Linked DNA regions of Homo sapiens: region 1 is linked to region 2. A link is an interaction called in ENCODE POLR2A ChIA-PET data of the cell type or tissue named here. Cell type or tissue: OCI-LY7. All regions are shown on one strand. Each heading gives the region's core, and the rest is flanking DNA. Links, peaks and the distances in the headings are about the cores only.

What was found. ChIA-PET counts read pairs that join two places held together with the same protein. Peaks named below come from ENCODE experiments on the same cell type or tissue, not always from the same donor. Only the 100,000 strongest peaks of a DNase experiment are listed, where the experiment ranks them.
Region 1: POLR2A ChIA-PET joins it to region 2 with 10 read pairs; 3 of 35 experiments call an interaction of 5 or more read pairs at or near these places.

What each region holds. Positions count from the first base shown.
Region 1 is chr2:222,732,994-222,749,172 of GRCh38, forward strand. LOC105373903 (a long non-coding RNA gene) reads left to right here and starts at 6,970. Exons shown (of 4, transcript XR_001739904.2): 1 at 6,970-7,538. RefSeq lists a silencer at 1,097-1,391. In OCI-LY7, for the core only: no CTCF peak of the experiment used is centred there; no DNase peak of the experiment used is centred there.
Region 2 is chr2:222,662,889-222,679,067 of GRCh38, forward strand. It overlaps MOGAT1 (monoacylglycerol O-acyltransferase 1), which reads left to right and starts at 8,770. Exons shown (of 6, transcript NM_058165.3): 1 at 8,770-8,991. The coding sequence starts at 8,898. It overlaps LOC124907985 (a long non-coding RNA gene), which reads left to right. Exons shown (of 2, transcript XR_007088095.1): 2 at 7,748-8,114. It also overlaps the pseudogene RRAS2P2. In OCI-LY7, for the core only: no CTCF peak of the experiment used is centred there; no DNase peak of the experiment used is centred there.

The DNA.
Region 1 (16,179 bases), core at 3,767-11,766, 70 kb after region 2:
TAGTTTTGGCCAATGAGATATAAGGGAGTCTGCTTAGGGGCTTCTAGATGTTTCCTCCTGCCTGATGGGAGGTTAGTGCACAAGGAGAAAGATTCTGCATCCTGCTTTTGAACAGTGTGATGATATCATTTTGGAGCTGTCTGTGGTCATCTTAGCAAACCATGAGGGCAATTCCAAAGGAGTTATGAAGACAACAGTCCAAAACCCTGGCATCGATATATCCCAAACAAACACCAGTAACTAACTTAGGTGTCCCTGTTATGCAAGAGCAATATAGCCAAGATCAATCTGGTTTTCTGATGTTTGCAACCAAAAGCATCCCTACTCTCACCATTGGTCCGAATATGCCATTGGGTTATTTTTACAAATGATATCGTGGTCTCAGTGATTAGGCAGTATTGAGTGAAGGGAGGTAAAATGATTTACTCACATCAATGTGATCATTCCATTCAATTCATACTTTTGTAAGACAGTTTATAATGGAGCCCCTGAAGAGGTGTGCCTTGACACACAGATGTTGCAAGTGCGATGAATTTTTGACCCCTCAATCCTGGGGGTTAGCAAGAGAGGACTGGAGTAGCAGGAGTCTCTAGGGCTACCAGAGTCCCAGAGCAGTGAAAACTCCCTCTGGGCCTCTTTACCTGTTTACCCAAATCACTGTGCAAATCTAATCCTTTCCTCACAGTGCTGTCAAGTCAAATATGCCAGGAAGCCATACTCTGGGATTTACTTATGGCATTTATGTGCATTCTCTCTCTCTTGGTTTTCACAGAAGCATTCTGAAGTTATTATTAATCTCATCTTCCAAATGCAGAAATTGAGATTTAAATCTCAGCGCCCCAATCCGTACAGCCATTTGGTAGCAGAGTCAGAATTTGGAACTAGGGCTCCAGACTCACTCTCCTGCTGCAGAGAATAAGCATCCTTATTATTCCCAGCTCCCCATTCTCATTATACACTTTCCTCTGAGCGTACCTGACAATGGTCGACTTTCATTGCTGAGAGGGGGTGGCGGGAGGAGGAAGCGAATGGGGTGATGTGATGTAAGCCAGGAGAACGAGGGTGGCTCAGCCAACTCAAATCTCTTTGTTCATGGTTTGTGAAGATGTGACAAGACCAGAGAAGCCAGAACAGAAGATAGAGGCCACATTGTTCTGCTGGCCTGGGGCCGAATGTACTTCCTCACCATGTGTTTCTTTAGCCTCCTGAACTTTGCTCGATGGCATTGTACTGGCCACTGTGCCAGCTGCTCAGGGTGGGAAAAAGAAGGAAGAGTTTGCGTGGGAGCAATCTGGGCTATGTCCCAGCATATGTGGCATTTCTGCTTGTTTCTTTAACTTCCAGAGCTGTTTGTCTGAGACTTTCAGCCCTGGGGCTACTACTGGTCAGAATGTTTTATTTCCACTTGTGAACCAGGATGGTGGGGATCTGGAAGAGAACTAGAGGCATCTGGGGACCAGAGGGTTAGTCCAGCCTTCTCCAGGATGAATCCATTTCCCCAAATCACAAAACCAGTTAGTGACAGAGGCAAGAAAGGGACGAAATTCTCCCCCAAGTTAGTAGAGCTGGCTCAGGGAGAGTCCAGTTTGGAAGCCGCTTCCTGGATGTGTGACCCTGGCCAAGAAACTTCTCTCCAAGCTGGAGGTTCTCCATCTGTAAAGTAGGGATTATAAAAGTGCCTTTTCTGTAGGAATGAAAGAAGTAGTTGAGGTTATTCATGTAAATAGCAAACTCTACTGCCTGAGCACACAGGATGTGCTGAAATGTTTGGTTTCTATTATTACTGATTCCTAGACAGCTTCTCTCTGTTCAGTTTTGCAGCTCTTTAGTGTGCTAATAGCTAACTGTGAGGATCACAACAGAAAGTGTTCCATTCATCAAAACACACTTAGAGCTGGGCTAAGTAACTCATATCTGTAATCCCAGCGCTTTGGGAGGCTGGGACTATAGGTGTGAGCTACTCAGCCCAGGTCTAAGGAGTTCAAGACAGTCTGTACTAAAAATACAAAAATTAGCCTGGCATGGTGGTGTGCGCCTGCAATCCCAGCTACTCAGGAAGCTGAGGCAGGAGAACCACTTGAACCCAGGAGGTGGAGGTTGCAGTGAGCCGAGATCGTGCCACCGCACTCCAGCCTGGGTGACAGAGTGAGACTCTGTCTCAAAAAAAAAAAAAAAAAAAAAGAAAAAGAAGTAGAAAAAGAAAAAGACCAGCCTGGGCAACATAGACTCTATCTCTGTAAAAAATTGCCAGGCATGTGTGTGTGTGTGTGTCTGTGGTTCCAGCTACTCATGAGGCTGAGGCAGGAGGATCACTTGAGCCCAGATGCCTGAGGCTGCAGGGAGCTGTGACCATACCTCTGCACTCCAGCCTGGGTCACAGAGTGAGATCCTGTCTTAAAACAAACAAAAAACCAAAATCAAAACCAAAAAAACCCCCTCACTTTACTGTATGTAAGTTATAACTTAATAAAATTGAATTTGGTTTTATGTTGAAGTATTTATTCTATCACAAACCATCAAGCCTCATTAAAAACATGTAACGCTGTCATTTCAGCAGATCCTTACACAATTATAGCTGCAACTGAAACCATGACAGCAAAAGGTATCAGTTTAGAGGGAACTGAATTTTTTAAAGTGTTTTAACATTAGTCTAAGTGTAGGTGTAATGGATGTCAACTTGAGTGCAGTTATAGATATTTGCCCAGAGTATTGCTTAAGTCTTCTAAAAATCTCAGTATCCAATTTAAAAAATGTGCCTTGTGGTTAAACAATGATTGTTTGGGGGGCTTTAAGGAAATTGCTTATTTTTCCCTTGCAGCTTATATGCTTTTCCTTGCCCAAAGATTTGAACAGTTTTTAATGAACTCCAGACTTTATTTCTCTAAAGCTTTGTAAAGTCAGAATACATTTTCCTGCTTTCCCCTTCACCCAAGCAGAGGTGACCTGGCTCCTCGGGAACCTGGTGTCAATGGTGGCTCTCTCATGGTGGCATCAAGATCTACCCTACATTATAATGATGTGTGAACATGTCTTATTTTCTCTTCTGGATTTTTAGCTTTTTGAAGTCAGGGGCTGTATCTAAATGATGTTCCTACTCCTAATGCTTCTGAATATCATGCTGAATGCAAGAAAAAAATCAGCCAATCATTACTGCTAACTGATAAAATAGAATTAAGAAGTGATGTATTGTTTCATAAAGAACCTGAATAAATAGGGGGAAAAATGAACAAAATACTGTTTCATTATTATTAATGGGTAGAAGCAGAAATTAGAAGTAATATGCTGTTTCAGAGGGGATGCTAGGTCCTTGGTTTAGTAAATAGACAATCTTCCATTAACATGACAATTATTTCCAAATTAATGCTTCTGACTGAACCTGGAATTAGGGCACCTGAACTGTAATCCCAGCTCTGTGATTAGCAAACTGTGGAAACTTGGCCACATCCCTTGGGCTTCTGAATATCAGTTTCCTCCTCTGCACAGTGAAGGGATTGAAGTCGTTATTACATCATCACCCAAGGTCCTTCCAGTTTTAGCATCTGCCAAGTGCCTCCTCTTGGTGTCATCTCAGTTCCTTGGACACAGGAGACCCTCAGGAAATGCCTGTGAGTTGACTGAGGGAGTTAGTTAAGCGGTTGGACTTTAACATTGTTTATTTTGCCAAATCTTTTTTATGGATAAATATAAAACTAAATCTCAGCCCAGCCCCTCTTTACATTAGCATAAATTCCAAATTGGCAGTTTTCAAATTACTCACATTTTATATTAGCTATTTTTAATTTGGAGATGTCACTTTTACATCTTTCATGTCTGATCCATGAGTTACAGGGGTTTTTTTTCTAGATAAAAGGGATATTTAGAGATTGTCTCATCCAAGATTCTAAATCTAAGGTCTCTAAATCTATAGGCTTTAAGTACCCATGAACTCCCCCAAATGTAGCCCTCAGAATCTTGTCATTCATTATTGGTTTTCTCAACCTTCTTTTTATTAGTAGCACTTGTCACCACCTGAAATTCTCATGTATTCACTTTTGTCATCAAGTCTGTGCCAGAGCTCCGCACCGTGACTATGAGTTCCAGGAGGGTAACACTTCATTCTGTCCTATTCACCGCTGCATCCCACGGTTCACAGAACAGGACCTGACGTTCAGTAGATGCTCAATAAACATTTGCTGACTGAATGAATGTGTAAGCCAAGGAAGTCCCAGTTCAATATCACATTCCACAAACTCACACATCCAATTCCACAATCCTTTTTAAACTATGTAATTTCTGGAGTTTCTAGAATAAGTAACGAAAGGAGGTGGGAATATCTTCCAAATATACATCAAGCTTCCTAAAAATCCTCTTTACCCACCCATCTCTCCCACATTTCACACATCAAGGCAGAGATATCTTGAGCTGCCTTTTCTCATTCTTCCCAAAACTCTTTATGCTGGGACCTTGTCATCTTCATTTCCTCTCTCCTCTGTGCCCCCAAATCTATTCTTTTTGTTGAGATATAATTTATGTACCTTAAAATTTAACTTTTCAAAGGCTACAAATCAGTGATTTTTAGTATAGTCACAAGACTGTGCAACCATCACCAATTCCAGAACGTTTTCATCACCCCATAAAGAAACCTGTGCCCATTAGCAGTGCATCCCCATTGTTCCATCCTTCCAGCCTCAGGCAACCACTAATCTACTGTCTGTCTCTATAGATTTCCCTGTTCTTGGCATTTTACATAAATGAAATAATACAACCTTTTATGCTTGGCTTCTTTCCTTTAGCATCATGTTTTCAAGGTTCATCCATGTTGCAGCATGATATGAGTCCCTCATTCCTTTTTATGACTGAATAAGATTCCATTGTGTAAATGTACCACATTTTGTTTACCCATTCCTCGGCTGATGGGCATCTGAGCTGCTTCCACTTTTTGGTAATTATGAATAACATTGCTATGAATATTCATGTACAAATGTTTCTGTGAATATTTCTTTTCAGTTCTCTTTGGTACATAGCTAGGAGTGGAATTGCTAGGTCATGTTTAGCTTTTTCAGGAACTGACAAATTATTTTCCAGGGTAGCTGAATCACTTTTACATTCCCACTAGCAATGTGTGAGGGTTCTAATTCTCTACATTCTTACCAACACTTGTTATTGTCTATCTTTTTTATACTAGCCATCCTAGTTGATGTAAAGTGGTATCTCATTGTGGGTTTTGATTTGCATTTCCCTAACGGCAAATCAGACTAATGAGACTGAATATCTTTTCATGAGCTTTTTGGCTACCTTCACTGGGGATATGTCTTTTCAAATTCTTTGCCTATTTTTAAATTTAGTTATTTGTCTTTTAATTGTTGAGTTAGTAAGAGCTCTTCACATAGTCTGGACACAAGTCCGTTGTCAGATAAATGACGTGTGAATATTTTCTCTCTTTCCATGGGTTGTTTTTCACTTTTGTAATTTTGATGAAGTCCATTTTATCTACCCCAGATCTATTCTTACCTTCTACATCAGCGCCCTGACCTTTCTTAGGTAAATCAATCCAGCCTCTCTTGTTACGTCCAGTTCTCCTCTCTACAAGTTCCTGATCTGTTTAACAAAGATCCTGAGGAAAGTAGAGCAAATACAGTATCTTCTTCAGAATGTGAAAAGATGAGTAATGTTTGTCACCTATATTTTCATAGTTTTGTCCCTTTCAGATATACAAAAAATACCGCCCAATGGGTTCACCTTACCCACTGCCTACACAGAGCCGATTTCTCAAGACGGGAATCACAATAGAGAAAGGATAATTAATGCAGAGCCGGCTGAGCAGGAGACTGGAGTTTTATTATTACTCAAATCAATCTCCCCCAACATTTGGGGATCAAAGTTTTTAAAGACAATTTGGTGGGAGGGGAGGGGCAGTGAGTTGGGGAGTGCTGATTGGTTGGGTCAAAGGTGAAATCATGGGGCGTCCCTGTCTTCTTGTGCTGAGTCATTTCCTGGGTGGGGGGGTCACAAGGTCAGATGGGTTGGTTTCTTGATCTGGGTGGTGCTGGTTGATACATCAAGGGTAGAGTCTGCAAAACATCCCTAAACTGATCTTAGGAGCAGTTTAGGGAGGGTCAGAATCTTGTAGTGCCCAGCTATGTGACTAGTAAACCATAATTTCTAATCTTGTGGCGAATGTTAGTAGTTTAGTCCCCAGGCAAGAAGGAAGTTTGTTACGGGAAAGGGCTATTATCCTCTCTTTGTTTTAAACTATAAACTAAGTTCCTCCCAAAATTAGTTCAGCTTATGTCCAGGAATGAACAAGGACAGCTTGGAGGTTAGAGGCAAGATGGAGTCGTTTAAATTGGACCTCTTTCACTGTCTCAGTCACAATTTTGCAAAGGTGGTTTCAATATTTAGGCACAATATGCATTTTTCTGAGCAGATGAGTCTATAGATTTATTTCATCAGATTTTCAAAGCTGTCCTTGATGCCAACAATATTAAGAAATGTGCATGTAGACTCATTCTCTTGTGTTTCAGGAAAATGAGACCTAGAGCAGTTGAGTGATTTGGCCAAGGCCACCCAGCTTAGTAGTGACAGTTCTGCAGATACTCAGTATCTTGGTCTGTTTTTGTGTTGCTGTAAAGGAATATCTGAGGCTGGGTAATTTATAAAGAAAAGAGGTTGGCCTGGCACAGTGGCTTACACCTGTAATCCTAGCACTTTGGGAGGCCGAGACAGGTGGATCACTTGAAGCCAGGAGTTCAAGACCAGTCTGGCCAACATGGTGAAACTCCATCTCCACTAAAAATACAAAAATTAGCCAGGCATGGTGGCACATGCCTGTAATCCCAGCTACTTGAGTGGCTGAGGCATGAGAATCACTTGAACCCCAGGAGGCAGAGGTTGCAGTGAGCCAAGATTGTGCCACTGCACTCCAGCCTGGGTGACAGAGCAAGATCTGTCTCAAAAAACAATAAGAAAAAAAAAAGAAAGAAAAGAGGTTTATTTGGCTGATGGTTCTGCAGGCTGTATAAGAAGCATGGTGCCAGCATCTACTTCTGGTGAGGATTTTACGGAGCTTCCCCACTCATAGCGGAAGGTGAAGGGGAGCTGGTGTGTGTGGAAACCACATGGCCAGAGAGGAAGCAAGAGATGGGGCAGGCACCAGGCTCATTTTAACAACCAGCTCTGGTGAGAACGAATAGAGTGAGAACTCACTCACTGCCCCGCCCACACACAGGGAGGGCAATCATCTATTCATGAGGGATCTGCCCCATGACCCAAACACCTCCCATTAGACCCCACCTCCAACACTGGGAATCAAATTTCAACATGAGATTTGGAGAGATCAAACATCCAAACTATTGCACTCAGGTTTCCTTATCTTCCTCCCTGACTCACCATCACACCATCCCACTGTACCATGATGCCTACAGAATTTCACATTGCAGGTAAATTTCTCCAGGAGCAGCACATGAATCCAGTACCAATATTTTATCAAATATTTATTTTTCAGAGACTAAGGCCAGGCAGTATTGACTCGGAAGGCTGTGTGGGAGCTGGAGAACCAGGTGAGTCTTGGTAGGAAGCAGAAGCATCGGTCCTGAGGCTCCTCATGTTTTCAAGGTTCATCCATGTTGCAGCATGATGAGTCCCTCATTCCTTTTTATGACTGAATAAGATTCCATTGTGTAAATGTACCACATTTTGTTTACCTATTCATCGGCTGATGGGCATCTGAGCTGCTTCCACTTTTTGGTAATTATGAATAACGTTGCTATGAATATTCATGTACAAATTTTTCTGTGAATATTTCTTTTCAATTCTCTTTGGTACATAGCTAGGAGTGGAATTGCTGTGGTCCCAGCTACCTGGGAGGATGAGGTGGGAGGATCACTTGAGCCTGTGATGTCCAGGCTGCAGTGAGCCGTGATCACGCCACCGCACTCCAGCCTGGGCAACAGAGTGAGACCCTGCCTCCAAAAAAAAAAAAAAAAGCCGAAATCCTGATAAAGCTCAAATTAAAAAGTCACAAAAAGAAGAGTGGGGGAGGGGATGGTGAAGATAAGGTACATCACCACCTGGTCTGGGCTTGGATGGAAACAAACTGCAGATTTAAATCAAAGGCGGTGCATATGGTGAGAAATGGATGCGGAATCATGAAAATTAACACTTACTTAGCAAAGTGGGAAACAAGAAAGATGGTACAACTGACAACCTTAAGTGATCCCTTCTCCCATTGTAGACAATTGAAGAATTTTCTTTAGGCACTACAGTCAAAGACTATCTTAGAAACTTTCAGGCCGGGCACAGTGGCTCACGCCTGTAATCCCAGCACTTTGGGAGGCGGAGGTGATCAGATCACCTGAGGTCAGGAGTTTGAGACTAGCCTGGCCAACACGGTGAAACCCTGTCTCTACTAAAAATACAAAAATTAGCTGGGCGTAGTGGCAGGCACCTGTAATCCCAGCTACTCTGGATGCTGAGGGAGGAGAATTGCTTGAACCTAGGAGGCGGAAGTTGCAGTGAGCCAAGATTGCACCACTGCACTCCAGCCTGGGTGACAGAGCTAGACACTGTCTCAACAAAAAAATAAAAAGAAACTTTCTGGCCAACTTTTTAGTTCTGGGCTTTTTTTTTTTTTTTTTTTTTTTTTTTTTAGCAGTCAGCAAATAAATTTCTAAATGCTTACTTGGGCTTCAAGGTTAATACTTTGGCTAAAAAGTCTGTCTAGTGTAGTAATATGGTACCAGTGTTTACTTCCTGGTACTGGTAATTGTACTATTTATGTACAATGTTGACATAAGGGAAACTGGGTAAAGGATATGTGGGAATTCTGAACTTTTTATTACAACTTTCCTGTAAGTCTAAAATTATATCAAAATAAAAAGTTAAAAATTAAAGAGAAAAAACTTTGGCTGAATTTTTTTATTTTTTGCATTTCCAGAAATTTATGTTGTAGGAATATTTTCTTTATGAAATCATAATGCAAAATAGTAACCAATAAACAATCAAACATAACAAGCCTTATTGAACTTGTATATTTATTTTATTTTATATTTGGAGTAGATGTTATATTTTTAACATTCAAAATTTAAATATTAAAGAGTATGTAGTGAAAAATTTTCCTCCACTTTTAGCCACCACTCATACATACACACGCACGCGCATATACCACCTTTTTTTTTTTTTTTTTTTGAGTTGGAGTCTCACTCAGTTGCCCAGGCTGGAGTGCAATGGCATGATCTTGGCTCACTGCAACCTCCGCCTCCTAGGTTCAAGCAATTGTCCTGCCTCAGCCTCCCGAGTAGCTGGGATTACAGGCGTGTGGCACCACACCTGGCCAATTTTTGTATTTTTAGTAGAGATGGAGATTCACCATTGTTGACCATGCTGGTCTCTTGGCCATGAACTCTTGACCTCGTGATCCACCCACCTTGGCCTCCCAAAGTGCTGGGTTACGGGTGTGATATATGCCATGCCTGGCATATATCAACTTTTATACACGTGGCTGCGAACTCATAAACAATTTTATTCTATTTTGAAGTTAATTTTAAGGAAACAAAAGATATTACAATAAGGCATCATCTTTGCTAACCCCACTCCTACAACAGAATATTTCATTATTATTTAGTTAGTTAGTTGAGGTGGAGTCTTACTCCGTCGCCCAGGCTGGAGTGCGATGGCGCGATATTTACTCACTGCAACCTCCGCCCCAGGGTTCAAGCGATTCTCCTGCCTCAGTCTGCCGAGTAGCTGGGATTACAGGTACTGGCCACCATGCCTGGCTAATTTTTGTGTTTTTAGTGGAGATGGCATTTCACCATGTTATCCAGGCTGGTATCGAACTCCTAACCTCAAGTGATCCACTCCCCTTGACCTCCCAAAGTGCTGGGATTACAGGTGTGAGCCACTGCGCCCAGCCTATTATTATTATTATTGAAACAGGGTGTCAGTCTATCAGACAGACTGGAGTGCAGTAGTGCAATCAAGTCACTGTAACCTCAAACTCCTGGGCTCAGCCAGGGGCAGTAGCTCATGCCTATAATCACAGCACTTTGGGAAACCAAGGCAGGAGGTTACTTGAGCCCAAGAGTTTGAGACTAGCCTGGGCAACATAGTGAGATCCTGTCTCTACAAATAATGAAAAAATTAGCTGGGCATAGTGGCACAATCCTGTGGTCCCAGCTACTCTGGAGGCTGAGGCAGGAGGATTGCTTGAGCCCAGGAGGTGGATGCTGCAGTGAGTCATGATCATGTCACTGCACTCCAACCTGTGCAACAGAGAACCTGTCTCAAAAAAAAAAAAAAAAAAAGCGACCAACTCCATGTCCTCCCTTCCACTTTCTCCCTCCACCTTTCGTTCTGAAGCTTCTAACGTTCAGTGATTTAAAATTTCACTTTTTGTGCCTAATGTAGTCACATGTCAATATTGCAGCAATTCCTAGTATGCCTCTTGGTAGAAGAGAGGAAAAGCAATTCCTCTGCCCTGGGGAATGCCCTCAGAGCAGCTGATGCCATCCTGCAGCAGAGTCCATTGGCATCAAGACACACACAATCAGGGCGGCTGAGCTGGTGGTGGGCTATTCACAGAGGCTAAGAAGTTATAACACAGGAAATAAGTCAAGATCCTTCTTTGCCATTTAGACTCTGAAAGCAGTGATTGGGGGCATTCTCCCGGCTTCCAACCAAACACGCCACTTCCTTTTCTTCGCTCCAGCCTCAGACTTCCTTTCTCTCTTGCTCTCGTACACACACCACGCGGCATCACAGGAAGGGCATGAGACAAGACCTTATCTGACAATTGTATCAACAAAGCCTTTGGGAAAATAAAAATGAGGACTACTAAGTAGAGTCCATATATAGTCCATAGATATATGTAATATATATATGGAGTTACCCATCATCCTGTTTAGCAACCTTTATGCTAATTATACATTAAGTCCAGAAAAATATGCTCTCCTATCTTGGACCACCTTCTAGTGTTGACAACAATGCCAGCTGCAAGCTTGGGGTCAGGTCAGCAGATCAGCAGAAGACCAGGAAACGCAAACAGATGGCCTCCATCTACATCTGCCCCGAGTTCTAGAAGGCACACAGGCTTAAAATAAAAAATTTCTCGTAAAAATCCTGATTTCTAGTGTCTATTTAAAAATGAGGGTGGGAGGAGGGACAGGAGTAGAAAACATAACTATTGGGTACTGGGCTTAATTCCTGGGTGATGAAATAATCTGTACAACAAACCCACATGTACTCACAAATCTAAAATAAGTTTTTTTAAGACCGGGTGCGGGGGTCACGCTTGTAATCCCAGCACTTTGTGAGGCTGAGGCAGGCAGATCACTTGAGGTCAGGAATTCGAAACCAGCCTGGCCAACATGGTGAAACCCCATCTCTACTAAAAATATAAAAATTAGCTGGGCGGGGTGGCAGGCGCCTGTAATCCCAGCAACTTGGGAGGCTGAGGCAGGAGAATTGCTTGAACCCAGGAGGCGGAGGTTGCGGTGAGCCGAGATTGCGCCACTGCACTTCAGCCTCGGCGACTCATCTCAAAAAAAAAAAAAAAAAAAAAAAAAAAAAAAAAAATTTTTTTTTTTTTAAAGTAAAACGAGAAGGCCTGGCAACGCTGGGGCCTGCATTTCTGCATGGCAATAAGTGTCAGGAGATGATCCGTGAGTGGGCCTGTTTAGAAAGGGCTCACGCTCTCCCGTTTACCCCAGTTCCTCCTATTCCCTAAAGCAGACCATTTGGCTGGTTTCACTTATTTATGTTACTGGCCTGGTTTTCTGAAAACATTTGGGTTCAGGAGATCTGTGTTCTCCTTTCCCTAAACTCTGTCATGCAGGACTATGGGGTAGGAGGAAGAAAGAAAAGATAGTAGAACAGCAAAGTCTCCAGGCTTTTTTAAAAAAAATTGTGGTGAAATACACAGAACATAAAATTTACCATCTTAACCTTTTTTTTTTTTTTTTTTTTTTGAGATGGAGTCTCCCTCTGTCGCCCAGGCTGGAGTGCAGTGGTATGATCTCGGCTCACTGCAACTTCTGCCTCCCGGGTTCAGGCGGTTCTCTTGCCTCAACCTCCCAAGTAGCTGGGACTACAGGTGCATGCCACCACACCCAGCTAATTTTTGTATTTTTAGTAGAGACGGGGTTTCACCATGTTAGCCAGGATAGGATGGTCTCGATCTCCTGACCTTGTGATCCTCCCACCTTGGCCTCCCAAAGTGCTGGGATTACAGGCAAGAGCCATTGTGCCTGGCCTCATCTTAACCATTCTTAAGTGTACAATACAGTAGCATTAATTACATTCACATTGTTGTGCAGCCATCATCACTATATCCAAAACCTTTTCATTATACTAAGCAGAAACTCTGTAACCATTAAGCAGGCATTTCCCATTTCTCCCTCTCTCCCAGCCTCTGCTCATCTCTAATCTTATCCTCCAGGAGCAAGCATTTACTTCCTGGAGCAAGTAGATAAGATGGATTTGCTTATTATTTAACATCAGGACAATATTTCCTATCCCAGTATTGTTTAACACAGACACAGGAAATTATATGGGTTTCCATCCTCATAGGTAAGGAGCGGGGAATCTGATCTTGACTTGAAAAGCACATATTCATTGGCTGAGAGCCACAAGATAAGGAGGGATGGTAGGACCATCAGGAATAAAGCTGGGATGAGAATTCAGATGGGAATTACAGTCCTTCAGGCCAGTTCACTGAACCTACACCAAGCTGAATTCCTTCGCCCTTCATTTGAATTTGAAATTGTAGATACTTTTTAAAAGCTATATTATATGAACTGTATATCCAGATGGGGTTTTCCCAATGTTTTCAGTGTTGTCAGCCATTGAGGTAGCAGAATTCACCTCCTCTTAGTACCACCATCCATACACCCATGCAGTGGACCGCCCCCCTCCCCACACACACACACAAACACACAGACACAAGTGCACACATACGGCTTCTATTTCCTCCCACATCCCCTTTAACACAACTCTACTTAGTCTAAAATTGACAAAGAGCCATAAGAAAAACTAGGCCAGCTTCACAAAACACTGCATTGTTTTTGAGAAACAGGGAAAAATAGCACGTTTGTTAGCTTTAATCTGATACGTATTTGCATGTGCTGCCGTTTCAATTCTTACAATACTTTTGAGGTATTAAACTTCCTACATTTCTAAATGATAAAATCAGAATTTCATATCAGTTTCATTACAAAGGTCCACTGATGTGCTAGATTTTTGTCTGACAAATACAACTTCAAAGTTTACCACAATCACTTGAAACAACCAGTTAACGATAATGTTTTACACCAGAATTCCTTTTGAGAAAGCTCATTATTTACTGGAAAGAAATATTTTGCTAAGTTACTTGAGCTGGGAGGGTGAGATCTCAAGGACATGATTAAGTAATAATAAGAAGAATAGTAGAGAACACATGGAGCCTGAATCCTGTTAAACAGGAGCTCACTTGTTCCACTGCTCTGTGAGTTGATTTTGTGTGTGCCCGTTTGGGAGTGATAGCAACGAAAGCAGATTGTCCCTGCATAACACAGAGAGGAGACCTGGCTAGCCTGGCACTGCTGAAGAAAGGAGAGAGATAAACAATTCTCGGTCATGGTACATCTGAAAGCAGATTGAATTGCAATATCTAGTATTTGGCTATAGGGTATGATTGTAAACCCCTGGGTCAGGGTCTTTCATCTCTGGCACTGTTGACATTTTGGGCCACGTAACTCTTGATGGTGGGGCTGTCTTGGGCACTTTAGGATGTATAGCAGCATCCCTGGCCACTAACCACTAGATACCAGTGGCATCTTCCTGCTACCCACAGATATGATAACCAAAAATGTCTCCAGACATTGCCAAATGTGCCAAAATCATCCCTGGTAGAGAACCACTGGTAAAGTCCAATTTGCTTTTTTTTTTAAAAAAAGAAGTCAACAGTCAGCAGCCAAGATGAATGCTTTTATAATAGGAAACAGGACGTAACTATAGGCTTATTGTACTGGGACACTTTTGTACTAATGTTGTAGACATGTGTCATGCCCATACACATTCAAGTTTCAAATAAATGTCTGATACATATTGCAAAGACGAGAGGAACCAAGAGTTTGATCTTCTGCAAATTCCTAGTTCCCCTATGCCATCAACCTTGAACTTGCCTTTATTATAGCACTTTACCTTATACCTTCACTCCTGCATATATGTGTCTGTTTCCTTTGTAGCCTGCAGCACTTTTATCTCCACTGCCCAATACAATTTTAAAATTATTCTAAGCCGAAGTCACGAAGTGGCAGCCCACAGACCTGAAGCTATGTTTTATTTAGGCCTATTAAACCTCGAGAATGTTCATATTAAAACACAGATTTACCAGCCAGGCGCAGTGGCTCAGACCTGTAATCCCAGCACTTTGGGAGGCCGAGGCGGGCGGATCACGAGGTCAGGAGTTTGAGACCAGCCTGGCCAACATGCTAAAACCCTGCCTCTGCTAAAAATATAAACTAACTATTCCATTAGTTCTGTGCCTTTGGAGAACCCTAAGATAGGAATCCAGGCACTGGAAATCATACCCAGATTGACTTTTTCACAGCCACCAAAGTAAAAAAGATCCTGCAGATCCTGCAACCTCTAAGTCTGGTAAAACAACAGCAACACAAGCTGACCTCCAAGCCTTTATTGACTTGCTAATTGCGATTCTTACTTTAAGCTTTGCCTCTATGTCCATCTCTTTTGAAGCTGTTGTATTTCCTGGAAACCGCCCCCAGCCGCCCTTTTTTTCAACTCAGTCTCATTATGACTAAATACAAGAAAAAAAATCAGTTTCACACAATAACATGGTGGTCATTGCAGCATTCTATGTTTATAATTGGGCTTTCTACCTGAGCCAAACTGCTTTTCCCACCCTCTTTTAAATAGGCTTTATTTTATTTTATTTTGAGACGAGGTCTCGTTCTGTCTCCCAGGCTGGAGTGCAGTGGCTTGATCACAACTCACTGATGCCTTAAATTCCTGAGCTCAAGTGATCCTCTCACTTCAGCCTCCCAAGTAGCTGAGACTATAGGCATGAGCCACTATAGCTGGCTAATTTTTAAATTTGTTGCAGAGACAAGGGCTCACCATGTTGCCCAGGCTGGTCTGGAACTCCTGGGCTCAAATGATCCTGCTGCCTCAGCCTTCCCAAAGTACTGGGATTACAGGTGTGAGCCACCATGCCTGACTGCTTTATGTTCTTACATTTGTTTTAGGCCCACAGAAAAACTGAGCAGAAAGTAGAGTGTCCCCATATATCTCCTGTCCCCTACATGCTCAGCCTCCCCCACTATCAACACCAAACTCTTAAAATTAGATATTTCTTGTCTTTTTGAAACTCTTAAGCATTCTAGAATATCATATATTTTAGCAAGGGCAGTGTGGTGATTTCCTAACACTGCCAACTCTGTCTTTGATCATTCTGTTTCTTTCCGTTCTCAGCCCTTACCCTTCTTTGTAATTTTATTTTAGAATACTTAATTGTCAAATAAAGATTGTATATATTCAAAGTGTAGAATGTGATGATTGATATATGTATATATTGTGTAATGATCACTACAATAAAATGAAGACATCCATCACCACCCATGCTTTACATTAGATTCCTAGAACATATTCATCATATAACTGAGTGTTTGTACCCTTTGACCAATATCTCCCATTTCCCTCACTCCCTAATCCCTGGTAATCATTATTCTACTCTCCGCTTCTATAAGTTCAACTTTTTTAGATTCTGTATGTGAGATCACACAGCATTTGTCTTTCTGTGTCTGGTTTATTTCATGTGACACAATTTCTCTAGGTCCCATCCATGTTGTCAGAAATGCAGAATTTCCTTCTTTTTTATGGCTGAATTATATTCCATTGTATATATGAACCACAATTTCTTTCTCCATTCATCCATTGATCAATACTTAGGTTGAGTCCATATCTTGGCTATTGTGAATAGTGCCGCAATGAACATGAGCATGCAGATATCTCTTTAACTGATTTCATTTTCTTCAGTTACATAACCAGAGGTAGAACTGCTGGATCATATCATAGTTTTATTTTTAATGTTTTGGGTAACCTCTATATTATTTTCTGGTAATGGCTGGACAAATTTACATTCCCACCAATAGTGTACAGGTGCTTTCTTTTCTCCGTATCCTCACCAACACTTATCCCTTGTCT
Region 2 (16,179 bases), core at 4,173-12,172:
AATATTTTGTTTTAAAAATGCATATATAGCTGGGCACAGTGGTTCATGCTTATAATCCTAGCACTTTGGGAGGCTGAGGTGGGCAGATCACTTGAGGTCAGGAGTTCAAAACCAACCTGGCCAACATGGTGAAAACCCATCTGTACTAAAAATATTTAAAAAATTAGCCAGGCATGGTGGTGGGCACCTGTAATCATAGCTCCTCAGGAGGCTGAGGCATGAGAATCACGTGAACCTGGGAGGTGGAGGTTGCAGTGAGCTGAGATCACGCCATTGCACTCCAGCCTGGGCAATAAGAGTGAGGCTCCCTCTCAAAAAAAGAAAAAAAAATGCACGTATGTATGAGTGTGAACAAAATAAAATGGCTACCATGATATACAACAAAATGTTAGCAGTCGCTATTCTTGGATTGGTGAGATTTTTTAAAATTGTATCTTATATTTTACAGAATTGTAACTAGCAAGTATTATTTTATTATGAGAAAATAAAACCAAGGCTATCATAAAACACAATCATGCTCACTCCTTTTCCCTGACTAATCAGACATTGGTAGATTGTCCAGCTCTCTCATTATCACCTGGAATCAGAGCCTGCACCCGTGGATTGTTTTTGCCTATAAAATATGTAATAAGCTCAGAGAAAATTTCTGAAATGATTGTGTCACTTTCCTGTAATGCTTGTGGGTTGGCCAGTAACTGTGAAAGCTATGCTGTCAGGTCTGAAGTTCTTCTCACACAGGTCCTAAATTGCAGTACGGGGTCAGATGACATTTTACACTAGAGCTACTGATAGCTTAAAGGGGCATGCTGATACTGTGTAGTGCTTTCCTGTCCAAAAGCAAACAGGCTCCGCTTGCAGCCTCAGTTTCTTCATTCACAAAATGGTGATAGTATTCCATCTGATGGTTGTGAGGATAAAGTATGTGGAGACAATTTGAAACCTGCAAAGTGCTATTTGATTAGTAGATATTTATACTGAAAGTAATTACCCAGTATATTACCTTCAGTATAAATTACCCAAGTGATCTGAGACTATGACCTCTTTCTGGTGTGAAGTTTAGTAAAACTTGAGCTGCTATCTCCCAGAGGGTGAGGCAGGGCTTTCAATACAGGTAATGGATGATACAGTTTACTGTAACTGGCCTTGCTTTTACTTGCTGCATATCCAAAACTGGTTCTGTTCTATCCATAATCTTATATGCCTTTCCTATAAATTTCCTGGGTGCACTCCAATCTCTCTGTAGATTACTCTGAAACTTTTAGGACATAACCAAAGTCCGTACATCTTTTTGGGTTTCTATTGCTAGATCCATCTAGAATCAAGAAGGTCTGAAAGACCTCACAAGAATCAGTTTGATCAGCACTAAGGAATTTGTCAAAACGATGGTCATTTTAAATTGGATTTTTTTTTTTTTTTTTTTTTTTTTTTGGAGATGGAGTCTCGCTTTGTTGCCCAGGCTGGAGTGCAGTGGTGCGATCTCGGCTCACTGCAAGCTCCGCCTCCCAGGTTCAAGCCATTCTCCTGCCTCAGCCTCCTGAGTAGCTGGAACTATAGGCGCTCGCCACCATGCCCAAGTAATGTTTTTTGTATTTTTAGTAGAGACAGGGTTTCACCATGTTAGCCAGGATGGTGTCGATCTCCTGGCCTCGTGATCCACCCACCTCGGCCTCCCAAAGTCCTGGGATTACAGGCGTGAGCCACCGCACCCGGCCTAAATTGGATTTTTCAAATAAACTCATTACACATTTTATAGTATTGACAATTCCCTCGTTCCTGATATTCTCCTTCCTTAGTTTTCCTGACTCCAGGCTCCTGATTAGCTCCTTGGATTTTTCTACTGTCACTATGCGATAGGCAAAAGCAATACAACATAGTATTGAGTTCTATCAGTCACAGATTTAAATCCTGGATCTACTGTTCACTGAGACCTTGGACCAATGACACAATACTGATGAGCCTCAGTTCCTCATCTGTAATGTGAAGATAACAACAATACCTACCTTGTAGGTATACCATGTGATGGTTGTGAGAATTTTAAGAGAAATAGTTCGTGTAGGGTTTGGCCTATCATGAACACTGAATAAATATTAACTCTGTTGCGGCCTCCTCTACCTCCTACACTGCACTTTCCCTTCCTTCTATGTGGGGTGCTATCCAGAGTTACGTGCTTAGAAATCTTCTCCTGGAGTGAGGTCTGCAGCCTCCACTACCACCTAAACACAGACGGCTCCCTTCCTATCTTCAGCCTTTATCTCTCTTTTGTACATATTTCTTTTTTTTTTTTTTTTTTTTTTTTGGGGATGGAGTATCACTCTGTCTCCTGGGCTGGAGTGCAGTGGCGCTATCTTGGCTCACTGCAACCTCCACCTCCCGGGTTCACGCCACTCTCCTACCTCAGCCTCCCAAGTAGCTGGGACTACAGGTGCCTGCCACCACGCCCAGCTAATTTTTTTTTGTATTTTTAGTAGAGACAGAGTTTCACCGTGTTAGCCAGGATGGTCTCGATCTCCTGACCTCGTGATCCGCCTGCCTCAGCCTCCCAAAGTGCTGGGATTACAGGCGTGAGCCACCGTGCCTGGCCTCTTCTGTACATATTTCTTACCAGCTTCTGAACATCTGCACCTGGCTGTCCAACATGCTGGCATCTCATACTCAACATGTCAAAAACTGAAGTTTCCCCAAGATTCATTTTTTCCCATGTCTGCCTTTCCTTTTCAATGTCACCACCATCCACTGAGTTATCCAAATTGGAAATACTGAAGTCAACTTAACTCCTCCTCACTCATTTCTCCCTTCTGATTGGTTTTGATTGCAGAAGCTTGGCATCATCTGCCCAGAATTTTCTTTCTCTGCTACAAGGGCAAATTTGACAGCCACCATGTTACAGCAATGGGACCCTGTATCTCATTTGAATGAATTGATACAGAAGTTGACGCCTGATGCCAGCTGGATTTTGGACTTGGGACCATAGGGAACTTAAGTCCATTTGATTTAAAGGCGGAAGCTGTAATGTACAAGTGTAGGGCCATTAGTGGCCATGTTTCCCACCCCATGGAGAAAATTAATCTCCAGCAAGGTAAAATGACTCTCACAGCAAGAGAGAAGACAGAGAGAGAGAGGGCCTAGACACATCAAACTGACTGGTTGTTCTTGAGACCCATGTGTCTCTTCCTCCTGAAACTTGACTGTTCAACAACAAATTAAGTTCAGAATTATTAAAGCTTAGCTTGCGAGTATTGGAAAGTTATAGCTGAGACTCAAGAAGTGAGATGTAGATGACCTATAATGCAGAGTCCAAAACCATATTAAAGAATTTGGACTTTATCTTGACAGCAATTGTGAAGAAATTCAAAGATTTTAAACGATGTTTGAAAAGTAATGGAAAAGATCACACTGGGCACGTTGTGGAAAGGGGATAAGGAGTAGTGGTTTGGAGGGTAAAACTCACAGCAAGAAGATCAGTTAGGAGGTTGCAATAATGCAGAGGAGAAATGATAGCAGTCAGGACTGGGAAGATGGCATGTGTTGAAGCAAAACAAAACATCCACTGGATTGGACTGTCTTTGTCCATTCAGGCTACTATAGCAACATATCATATACTGGGTGGCTTATAAACAACCACAATTTATTTCTCACAGTTCTAGAGGCTGGGAAGTTCAAGATCAGGGTGCTGGCATGGTCAGGTTCTGGTGAGGGCCCTCTTTTGAGTTGCAACAGCTGACTTGTTGCTGGGTCCTCCTATGGCAGAAGGAGCAAAAGAGCTCCCTTCAACATCTTTTATAAGGGCACTAAGTCCATTCATGAGGGAGGAGCTGTCATGATATAATCACTCCCCAAAGGCCACACCTCTTAATACCATTACCTTGGTGGTTAGGATTTCACCTAATGTAAATTTTGGGGGACTTGGGGAAAAAACAAACATTCAGACCATAGCCTGGATCTTCTTGGAAACTGGAGCTAAGTAATGGAAACTGCTTTGTCGTGTCCCCAAGGGCACTGTTGTTGGAGTTGCTGACTGCCTCTTTTATAAGATTGCCTTGGGTTCAGGACAGTTGCAGTAAACCTTCCGAATCCCTTTCTTCTTGTTCCTACCTTGAGTGTGTTGCTGGACCTCCAATTACTGTCCCAGGGCAAATGCAAATGAAGGTGTGGGTGAGGGTCATGGGAAGAGAAAGGATATTTAATAAATACTAGTCATTATCCTCATAATTTCTAACAGTAATCAGTCATAGTGTTACAACAATTTAAAAGAGCAATTAGGGGCTGGGCACAGTGGTTTACGCATGTAATCTTAGCACTTTGGGAGGCTGAGGCAGGTGGATTGCCTGAGCTCAGGAGTTTCAGACCAGACTGGGCAACAACATGGTGAAACCCCATCTCTACTAAAAATACAAAAAATTAGCCGGGCATGGTGGTGCGCACCTGTAGTCCCAGCTTCTCTGGGAGGCTGAGGCATGAGAATCGCTTGAACCTGGGAGGCAGAGGTTGCAGTGAACCAAGATCGCCCCACTGCACTCCAGCCTGGGCAGCAGAGCAAGACTGTCTCAAAAAACAGACAAACACACAAAAGGAGCAATTAGAGAAGCACATATTTTGTAGAGAAAATGTCACATATTAACATAAATTAACTAACGGAGAGACAACACTTGAACTTCTATGAATGGAGTTTTCGAAGGAAAATGTGAAAGGAAGGAAGGCAGGAATGGTACATGGGGTCTGAGACCTTGTGTGTACTTGTAGCAATAAGAAAATATGGAGGAAAGGAAACCTTGGATGGTAACCGTGGGGCTACAAAGCCTCACCTTCTCAGGCAAGGTTCCTGCAACTTTCCCCAGAGCAAACATACCCGAGCCTTGTCAGATTGATCAAATAGTTAATTGAGAAGACAATAAGAATGTAGAGGGACCACAGCAAATTTCTTAAACTTTGTTCAAAAGAGCCTTGAAAATAGAACTTCTTAAAGCACATTCCATTGAAACTACCATAGTGATGGCCTTCTATTTTACTTTAACCAGAGCTGGCCGCTCTCAGTGTTGTGTGTTTGTGTGTGTGTGTGTGTGTGTGTGTGTGTGTGTGTGTCTGTGCGCGCACGCGTGAGAGAGAGAGAGAATACTTACTTTTATGATTAATGCATCTTATGAAAATCAGAACCATGACCTTTGCCCTAAACTATCCCCTGTAAGGACTCTGTCTAGACAGAATACTAACAGAATACTATTTCCTTTTTAACCTAACAATGAGAACATTTTTACTTAAGTTACAGTAAAACGTCATGTTATAGAAAGACATTGTCACCTTTCTACTAGTAGATGTTAGTTATAGTAAAGTGCACAGGAAGAAATAATTAGAACAAGGAAATGATTTCTTATTTCTCAATTCCAAGAGTAGCCTTTCATAATTGTTGAGACAATCTGGCCTGTGACCTTATTTCTTCATCAGAGTTGAGAAGTAGAAAGAGGAACCATACCCATCAGTGGAATCCCAGATCTTCAAAGGGACTGTGTTGGTTCCTTCCCCAGGACTTGCCACAGCTGTGGTGCTTGGTACATTTTCATTGAATTATTGTAAACATATATATGTATTATTCACTCATATTTAGCCAATTCCAGGCCCATAGGAACAAAGCTGACACTTCTGCCAAATGTATTTTTCTTTAATCATTTGCTAAAATATTTGTTGACTGAATGGATAACTACACCTCAACCCAAATGACAGGTTCAGTCATCAGCACTCTTCTACTTACCCTTCAATGACTTGTTCCTCTGTTGTGACAACACTCCCTTTCTTCCTTATATTATTTGAGAAACAGCCTAGTATAGCAGTTAGGCTCTGGAATCTTAGGTTCATTTAGAATTGTTTTGAATAGCTTGATGAATTAAAACTTTCCCACTATGTAAATCCAGTGATCACTTAACTCAAGTAACTTGGCACACAATATGTAAACAAATAAATACATGTTGAATGTCAAAAGGATGAGCAAATAATTTAATTGTTGATTAAAATGGTGATGGACTGTTGCATTGACTGAGTGCTGGTGAGTCCATGCTTTGTTTCAGTTGGCTGTGATGGCTGTGACAGGATATGACAGTTCTTATCTATCAGCTTAGTGTTCTGGGAAAGTAACAAATACATTACTAAGCAAGCAAACTCCAAGTGATCAGGATCAGGAGTTCTCGGTGTTTTGCTCTTCTTTACCGACAGATTCGAAATCCAATGAATCAAAGAGTCCTACCATTTATATGTCCCATGCATATCTCAAGTCTATATTTTCCCAAGCTTCCACATCCTCTACAATCATCCTACAATAGCCTTCTTAGGGGATATGCCTACTTCCACTCTTGCTACCTCCAATCTGTTCTAAATAGGTGCCCATTATTCTGTATCAGCCTATGTGTTTCCTTCAGGGCACTGTCACACATTTGGTTGTCTACATAGGTAGGTATTTTCTGTTTCTCCCACTAGACTGTGAGCTGCAGCAGGACAAAGACTTTTCTTATTCACCATTGTAACTCATCTCCTTTCCCTACCCAGTGCCTAATACATAGAAAGCTTTCCACAAATAGTCAATAAGTAAATGTGTGTAAATTCTCAAAGGCACAGAGACCTCATCTTAATTCACGTTTGTGTCATCAGTACCAAGGACAATGCCCAAGGCAATGCAGGCACTCCATAAATGTTTGTTCTATGTTTGGTTCAGTTGATGAAGGGATGACTCGCCTCTCCAGGTTTTATAGAAATTTGAATCTTCTCTATTCTGCCATTTACCAGCTGTGTGACTTTAAGCCCTAATTTCCTCAGCTGCAAAGTTGAAGTGAATGCGTACTTTGTAGGGTTTTTGAGATTACGCCTGTGAGGTCTCTGCAGAGTGCCTGACATAGGGTGTGTTCGTAGTGTCCCCACCTAGCACTGGGGGAAGATTCAAGGAAGAAATCTAAAAGGAAAGAAGAAAGTGACTCCTTAAGTAGGAGGAAAAAGAAACCCAAACAAGTTTTGCATACAAAAAATCACAAACAACTCCTCCAAGTGGCCCTGGTATTTGTTTTAATCCAACTCCCTTTGTATTAAAATGTTGAAGGAGAAAAGGGCATAGGATGGGGGAGAAAGGAGGGCCAACTATATTGTTTTGCCCTGTTCCAAGTCCTCTTCAGCAATGACTTGACAGCTGCTCATCATTTTGAGTTTTTCAACTATGTGGTAATTAATATTTATAAATAAAGTGCAGTGGTTGCTCCCAAGGACTAGGCACTATTTAGAATCTAGCCATCCATTTAGCACATCGTAATTGAAACCCTTCAGTGTCTTGTACTGCTCTTGGGGTTCAAACTTGAACCCTAACTCAGTCTGCAAGGGTCTGGACCTTGCCCACCATTTTTGCCTGATGTCACCCCAATCTCACCCTTGTCCCCCAAGCTCTCACTCTTTGAGCTCTTCTTGGAGTTCAGCCACAGGACCTTTGCATATGTGCTTCCCTTTGCCCGGATGACTCCTGGGTTAACTAGATTTGGCTACAGCTCAAGTAAGGGCACTTCTTCAGACACTTCCCTGACCGTGCAGCAGTCTTGGTTTTGGAATCTTCTAGTCATTCACAGTAGGGTCTTACTTGTAATTATACACCAAATTGTGTAGTTGTTTTGCTTATGTCTGTTTCCCCCTGTACTCTGAGAACAAGACAATGAATAGCTTGTGTCAGGCCTCTGAGCCAAAGCTCAGCCATTATAACCTCTGTGACCTGCATGTACACATCCAGGTGGCCTGCAGGAGCCAAGAAGCCTGGAGCAGCCAAAAAAAACGCAAAGAAGTAAAACAGCCAGTTCCTGCCTTAACTGATTAACCAACATTACAACATTTTACCATTGTGACTTGTCCCTGCCCTACCTTAGCCGATCAATCGACTTTGTGACATTCTTCTTCTGGACAATGAGTCTTATGATCTCCCCACCCTGTACCTTGTGACCCCTTCCTCTGCTAACAATAGATAACCACCTTCTACTGTAATTTTCCATTACCTAGACAACTCCTATAAAGCAACCCCTTCCCCATCTCCCTTCGCTGACTCTTTTTCGGACTCAGCTGACTTGCACCTAAGTGAATAAACAGCCTTGTTGCTCACACAATGCCTGTTGGTGGTCTCTTCACACGGATGCGCTTGACAGCTTGGTTATCCAAGCGCCCGGATGGTGCTCAGCAAGTGGCAAGTGCTCAATAAATGTGGGTTGAATGAATGAATGGGTGAAAGATTCCCGGAGCTCCTGTAGGGAACTGAGGACCCAAGAGTGAGGAAGCCAGGTCCCCTTCCCCATCCGCGGGGAAATTGGAGGTTGCGGGGGGACACAGATCAATAAACTAAGAAACAAGTCTCGCTCATCTCTCCAGCTGGTGTGCGATTCCTCAAACTAACCCTTCCCCAATCACCGAGGGTTCGAATGAAGGGGTGGGATGCTGAAGGCAAGCGCTGGGTGATCGATCAGCTGAACAATGGTCAGATCCTGGTGGAGATCCCAGGTCCTCAGCCAGGCGGCAGGAGCCCGCGCTGCCCGGCTCGGGCTGGCTGCCAGTTGACCCCTCTCCCCGTCCCTCGTGTCCCACGCGGCGCACTCTCGCCAACGCCCGGCGCGCCAGCCAATGCGCCCGGGCCGCTGTAGCTGCTCCGGGGCCAGGGCGCTGGGCCAGCTCTGGCGCCCGGCGCTTGTGATTGGCTGCCCCCAGCCTCAGCCCAGCGCGCCCTCCCACCCAGGGCGCAGTTGGGTCCCCGCTCGCTGCCTAGCCTCTGCCTTTTCCTCTCCGCCCAGCCAGTGCCCAGCGCGGGGCCCGGATCCGGCCGGGCACTTCCCACAGGCGCCGCAGAGCAGCGTGGGTGCAGGCTGCAGTGGCTGGCGCCGTCCTCGCCCGGCCAGGCCATGAAGGTAGAGTTTGCACCGCTCAACATCCAGCTGGCGCGGCGGCTGCAGACGGTGGCCGTGCTGCAGTGGGTCCTGAAATACCTGCTGCTCGGTAAGGACCCCGCCCCCCGGGCCGCGGGGCTTGGGCTCCATATCCTCCCTCGGGACGGTCCGGATTCCAGGACCTGCATAGAACCTTCCAACCCTCGTTCCCCTGTCGGCCAGAGCAGGCAGGTCAAAGAGGGCATTTGGAGCTAACGTGGACTCTGGTTTCCTCACGAGAACCTCATCGCTAACGACTGTTTAATTTTATTTTCTCCTGCGTTACTTTTTTAAATTGAGGTGCACCTTGCCTACAATAAAAGGCGCAGTTATACGGATACAGCTCGATGACTTTTGGCGACTGTATCTACCAAAATGTAACCATGACCCCATCGAACGCATGAGCACTTTAACCCCTCAAAAGTTGGCAAACTCGTTTCTCGAACTGTTGATTCATAGATGGCAAAGTAATGCCTCAGTAGTTAAAACCTTGTTCCTTCTCCCTCTTTGTCTCCCCACCCTCCTGACAAAGAGCAGTGTTCCCTTTCCCGTTTTGGAGATTTCCTGGATGCATAGCAGTACCTTTCTGTAAAGAAGGCTGCACCACTCATTGCATTTGGTTGAGCGGTTTCTCTCTGGAAATAGTTTGACTCAGTAGCGTGTGTGTTCCAGTTGGTTCCCAAGTTGAGCCCATGAAACATACACGAGCCGAATCATTAGATGGGGCAAAAACGTGGGTGGTTTTTCTTTTTGTTTTTTGTTTTTTCCTTCATATTTGTTCTGCTCTTGAAGTAAATAGGGGTGATGTGGGAGGAGGGAGGAATTTGGGGGAGACCCTTCTATTGAAACATAAACTCTTCTGAAGACTAAGATCATGTGTATGCTGTAAGATCATGGATTGTACAGCGTTGGGGTGGTAATAATAGTAATAAGCCCATTGCATTGGAGAGTTTTACACTTTTAAAACTGCTTTTACATTTCGAAAGCCTGAATCAGTGGTTCTCAACCCTGGCTCTAGATGAGAATCACTGGAGAAGCTTCTAAAAAGTGCAGATGCCCAGGCTCCATCCTGGAATTTGTTTATTATTATTATTATTATTATTATTATTATTATTATCTTTGAGACGGAGTTTCACTCTTGTTGCCCACGCTGGAGTGCAGTGGCGCCATCTCGGCTCACCACAACCTCCGCCTCCCGGGTTCAAGTAATTCTTCTGCCTCAGCCTGCCGAGTAGCTGGGGTTACAGGCATGTGCCACCACATCTGGCTAATTTTGTCTTTTTAGTAGAGACGGGGTTTCTCCATGTTGGTCAGGGTGGTCTCGAACTCCCAATCTCAGGTGATCCGCCTGTCTCAGCCTCCCAAAGTGCTGGGATTACAGGCGTGAGCCACCGCGCCCGGCTCATCCCTGGAATTTCTAAGTCATTTGTTTCAGAATGAAGTCTGTACACCTTTTTTTTTTTCCTTTTTCCTCTTAAGAACTCTCCGAGTGACTCTCCTGTGCTGCTAGGTAGAATTTACCAAAAAAAAAAAAAAATGTAATTCAAAGTGTTAACTCATTAAGTCCTCACAGACTACACCGTGAGGCAGGGTTGCTCTGGATCAAAGCACCATGGAGATAACAACACACGACCTTATCTAGCGCTTGGTATGTGCCAGGTGCTGTTCTAAGCAACATCCACGATTAACTAGCAATCTTCACAACATCCCTGTGAGGTAAGGACTATTCCTACACTCCTGGTACAGATGAGGGAACTAAGAGATGAAGTAAATTGCTCAAGGCGATGCAGCTAGCAGGACGTGGTAGAGCTGGTTTCAAACCCAAGTATTCTGCCCAAAGTGTCTGCTTTAACCACTAAACTGCTCTCTTAAATGGCCTGAACTTGGAGTCCGACTTCCTAACCGATCATTCAACACATCTCTGATAGCCACTGTTCTTTTCTTTCATGGCACTTATCATTGCTTGTATCTGTGTATGGCTGTGGTGACTTCAGAAAGTTCTCTATGGCTGTCTTAGTCTACAAGCTTAGTGAGGAAACACACAGTATATGTCTGGCCCATGGAAGATATACACGAATACTTGAGATATACACAAATACTTGAGATATACACAAATACTTGTTGAATGGCTGTTTCTGGTCTATCACCCAGAATAGGAATTATGCACCCACCAGATCCCTAGAGTATTAACTCATGTAATCCTCACAGCAACCTGGTGAGGGAGGACTACCCGTTACCCTCATTTTACCAATGAAGGAACTAGGAGATAAAGTGAGTTACTCAAGATCACATGGCCCAGTAGTGGAAAGTCGAGACACATGTGACCGCATGTGAGTGGATTAGTGACGAGGACATGGCAGATGCTCAATGACCTGTGTCTAATTTGAATCAAACTACAGTGGTTCTAGATCCAATTCACCTCAATGTTTTTGTTTCACACATTTGACATTAGTGTTAGCAGGAGCATATTTTGTATTATATATCTTGGAAATTATATTGTGGGAAATTTCAAACATACAGAAACTAGAGAGAAGAGTATGAATTCCCATATACCCATGACCTAGGTTTATAATTATTTAATAATTTGCCATATATGTTTTATCCATTATTTTGCAAAAATATTTTAAAACAAATCACTTTTTTTGTATAATTTTTTTTTAAGTTTTAGGTTCAGGAGTACATGTGCAGGTTTGTTATGTAGGTAAATTGATCATCATGGGGATTGTACAGATTATTTCATCACCACAATAATTGGCATAGTACCCAGTAGGTAGCTTTTCCTCCTCATCCTCCACCCTCCACCCTCATGTAGGCCACAGTGTCTGTTGTTTCCTTCGTGTCTAGTGAATTCACACATTAAGATATTTTAATACTAAATACTTTAGTTTGCATATTTTAAAAATAAGTATTTTGTGTGTAACCATAGTACTCTTGTCATACCTAGCATAGTTAACAAAAATTACTTAAAATCATGTAAAACAAGTTCAGATATCCTAAATTGTACCAAAACTACACCTTTTTTCTTGTTCTTTTTTCTTTTTGGTAGAAATGGGGCCTCCTTATGTTGCCCTGGCTGGTCTCAAACTCCCAGGCTCAAGTGATCCTCCTGCCTCAGCCTCCCAAAGTAACGGGATTACAGGCGCTAGCCACTGCACCCAGACAAAATACACTTTTACTAGCAATTTCTTTGAGCCCAAATCCAAATAAGACCCATGCATTATATTTGGTTTTTATGTCTTTCAGGTAGAACAGTGTCTCCCCTTTGTTTTCTTGTCAGTGAAACCTTGATGAAACCATTTGACATGGGTCCTGCAGGATGTCTCACTTTGTGAGTTTGTCTGCTTCTTTGCAGGGTTAACTTGTTCCTCTATCCCTTGTATTTCTTTTAAAAGATGGAAGTTAGAGCTAAATGCTTGATTAGATTTAGATGAAACCTTCTGGGCAAGACTTCTTCCCAGGTGTTGCTGTGCACTTCATGTTACATCACATCAGGATGCACAGAGTGTCTGCTTGTCTCATTATTTGTGTCTACAATTGGTCAGTGGGTCTAGGAAGGAAGTAATCCGAGGTGATGACTGGCATGCTGCAATCTTTCATCTAGTGATTTAAGTCATGATGCTTGCCCGAATTACCTGTTTTATTTGAAACTGCAAAATGGTAATTTTCTTTTTCTTTTTTTTTTTTTTTTGAGACGGAGTCTCACTCTGTCGCCCAGGCTGGAGTGCAGTGGCGCGATCTCGGCTCACTGCAAGCTCCGCCTCCCGGGTTCATGCCATTCTCCTGCCTCAGCCTCCTGAGTATCTGGGACTACAGGCGCCCACCACCACGCCCGGCTGATTTTTTGTATTTTTAGTAGAGACGGGGTTTCACCGTGTTAGCCAGGATGGTCTCGGTCTCCTGACCTTGTGATCTGCCTGCCTCGGCCTCCCAAAGGGTAATTTTCTTATTCTATCATTTATTCTTCATTTATTAGCTAGAATTTCTGCAGTTAAAAATTTTGTCTCATCATGTAGCACCATTTGACTACCCTACAATTCAATTCTTACAGGAAATAAAGGATAAATACTCTTCTTTCCATTTAATTATCAAGTTTCAAGTAAGGAGTTGATACAATAGTTACTTCCAGTGGTGACGAGAGATGTTTTATTAATGATGTTTTAAGATCTCTAAATCAAAATCCCAGAATGCATTTTTCTTCCCATCACCAGGAAAGTGAGTTTAAGCTATTAGTACTTGGAATATATTTTAAAGTAGCAAAATGTTTCATTTAGTAATAAAATCAAACAGTAAGCCCTCCTTCTCTGGCCCCCAACCCCCCTTCCCAAGCAACCACTGATCTCCTTTTTTTTTTTTTTTAAATACAGACGGGGTCTCTCTATGTTGTCTAGGTTGGTCTTGAACCCCTTGGCTCAAGGGATCCTCCCACCTTGACCTCTTAAAATGCTGGGATTACAGGTGTGAGCCACACTGTGCCTGATCTGATCTGATCTGATCTGTCACCACAGATTAGTTTGCATTTTCTAGAGTTTTGTATAAATGGAATCACATCATATATACTCTCTTTTTGTCTGGCTTCTTTCACTCAGTGTAATTATTTTGAGACGGTTTCTCATATATATCAATAGTTCATTGCTTTTTGTTTCTAAGCAGCATCCTCTTGCATGGATATATTGCAAATTGTCCAGCCATCTATTGATGAATATTTGGCTCATAGCTATTATGAATAATACCACTGTGAACTTTCACCTACAGATATTTGTATGAACATATACTTTCTTTATTCATAGGTAAACCAAGAATGTAATGCCTTGATTATATGACAGTTGCAGGTTTAACTTTTCCAGAAACCACCAAAGTTTCTTCCAAAGTATTATATCATTTTACATTCTCACTGGCAGGGCATGAGAGCTCTAATTGCTCCATGTCCTTACCATCACTTGATGTAGTCTTTTTAATTTTTGCAATTTTTTTCTTGTGATACTGATCAATTTTAATTCTAGCACTTGAAGCTATATAAGGGTATGCTCTATAAACTTCATGGGATTTTTGTACACATTCAATAAAGTGACAACTTTGTACTTTAGTATCTAAAAATCAGGAACATGCTTTTGAATTGTTTAAACACAATCCACAGAATTAAAAAACAAAGTCAGAAGCCATCCACAATTATACTAATTGTCAACTAAAGTTTTACACTTCATACTTGAGATATAACAGTCAATATCTAGTAGGGAATACTGAAAATGATTTCAGAGTCTCATCCTGTTGTACTCTATTGGGAAGGTTTCTTGAGCAGATATGTGACTGGCCAAAGGTGGGTACAACCAAAACCAGACCAGCAAGTAAAAGTTCTACCACAGCTTCTATAGTTTCCACTTTTTATGTTTTGTCAGTTAAAAGTGAACAATGAGAATTAAATACTTATCTTTACATATTTACAAGGTATGTTGTGAAGTATATTTGCTCATAAACATATAAAAATACTTATTGGCTGGGCACAATGGCTCACACCTGTAATCCCAGCACTTTGGGAGGCCGAGGTGGGTGGATCACGAGATCAGGAGATCAAGACCATCCTGGCTAACACGGTGAAACCCTGACTCTACTAAAAAGCTACCACGCCTGGCATATATATTTTAATGAAATCAGAAATTTTGAAGCAGCCTTGGCATTTCCTTTAAATTTGTCTGGAAATGACTGTTATATTAGCTTCATGGGAAGGACTTACCAGCTTCTAGGTCTAAGGCTAACGTGATGATCATTTGTCTAAGGCTAGAAAGGTACTAATGAGATGTAAACTATAAGGAGAGAAAAAGAAGATGAGGGCTTTTCCTGGAGGCTGATAGCTAAAACTCAAAGGATTCTAGAAAATGACACAGTAGCAGCCTTTCTTGTCTTTTTCTTTCCGTGTCGATTCTGGTGAAGAAGGAAGTTACTGCTCTTGAAATTTCCTTATAACTTGGACAAGTTAATGGAAAGCTTAATCTACATTCATTCTAATCTTTGCTAATGCCTTCTGGGTATGCTGCCTTAAGTTGCCGTACTAACTGTGTCCTTCCTGTGTTTCTTGTCTTTAATGATCCAGATCTGCTTTATTGCCAAATAAAATCATTGGAAACTCATCATAATCCTTTACTCTGAGAATCTGTCTTTGAAATGTATAGATTTTTTCCAAAACTGCCTTGACCTGTGACTCAAAAGACCAACAGGAAGCCCTCACCAGTTTTGATATTCTGTTGTCTCATGGCTCCAACCAAACTCTTCTTGTTCTGCTTTATCTAAAATATCTAGCCAGCCTGCTGTGTTATCTGTCACACACTGCTTTGCATAGGAATCTTAAGTGATTGGGTCATAACCCATTAGAAAAAAGGACTGGATTAACTGGATGATGAGTGCCGACTTGCCCACATACTTCCCCCACTGACCACCAGGAGCCAAGAGAATGTTGCTGAGTCCCAATTTTTGCAGTTTTAATAAGTGTGTAGTGGTGTCTCGATGTGGCTTTAATTTGCATTTCCTCAGTGACTAATGACCGTGAGCATCTTTTCATGTGCTTAGTTGCCATCTCTATTCCTTGTTGAAGTATCTGTTTAAATCTTTTGCCTGGTTTTTATTGGATTGCTTGTTTTCCTATTGCTGAGTTTTGAGAGTTCTTGTGTATTCTAGATATAAAGTCATTTATCAGCGATGAGCTTTGTATAGATTTTTCTTTCAGTCTATGGATTATCCTTTCAATCTCTTAACAATGTCTTTTGAAGAGCAGAAGTTTTAATTTTGATGAAGTTAATTGTATCCATTTTTTTAATAGATTGTGTTGGGTGTCGTATCTTTAAAATCTTTGCTTAATCTGGCTGGGTGTGCTGGCTCATGCCTGTAATCCCAGCACTTTGAGAGGCCGAGGCAGGTGAATCACCTGAGGTCAGGAGTTCAACACCAGCCTGGCCAACATGGGGACACCCTGCCTCTACTAAAAATATAAAAATTAGCTAGGCATGGTGGCGGGTGCCTGTAGTCTCAGCTACTTGGGAGGCTGAGGCAGGAGAATTGCTTGAACCCGGGAGGTGGAGGTTGCAGTGAGCTGAGATCGTGCCATTGCACTCCAGCACCTGGGTGACAAGATCAAAAAACTCCGTCTCAAAAAAAAAAGTTCTTTGCTTAATCCAAGGTCACAAAAATTTTCTTCTATATTTTCTCCTACCAGTGTTAATAGTTTTAGGTTTTCCATATAGATCTATGATCTATTTAGGGTTAATTTTTG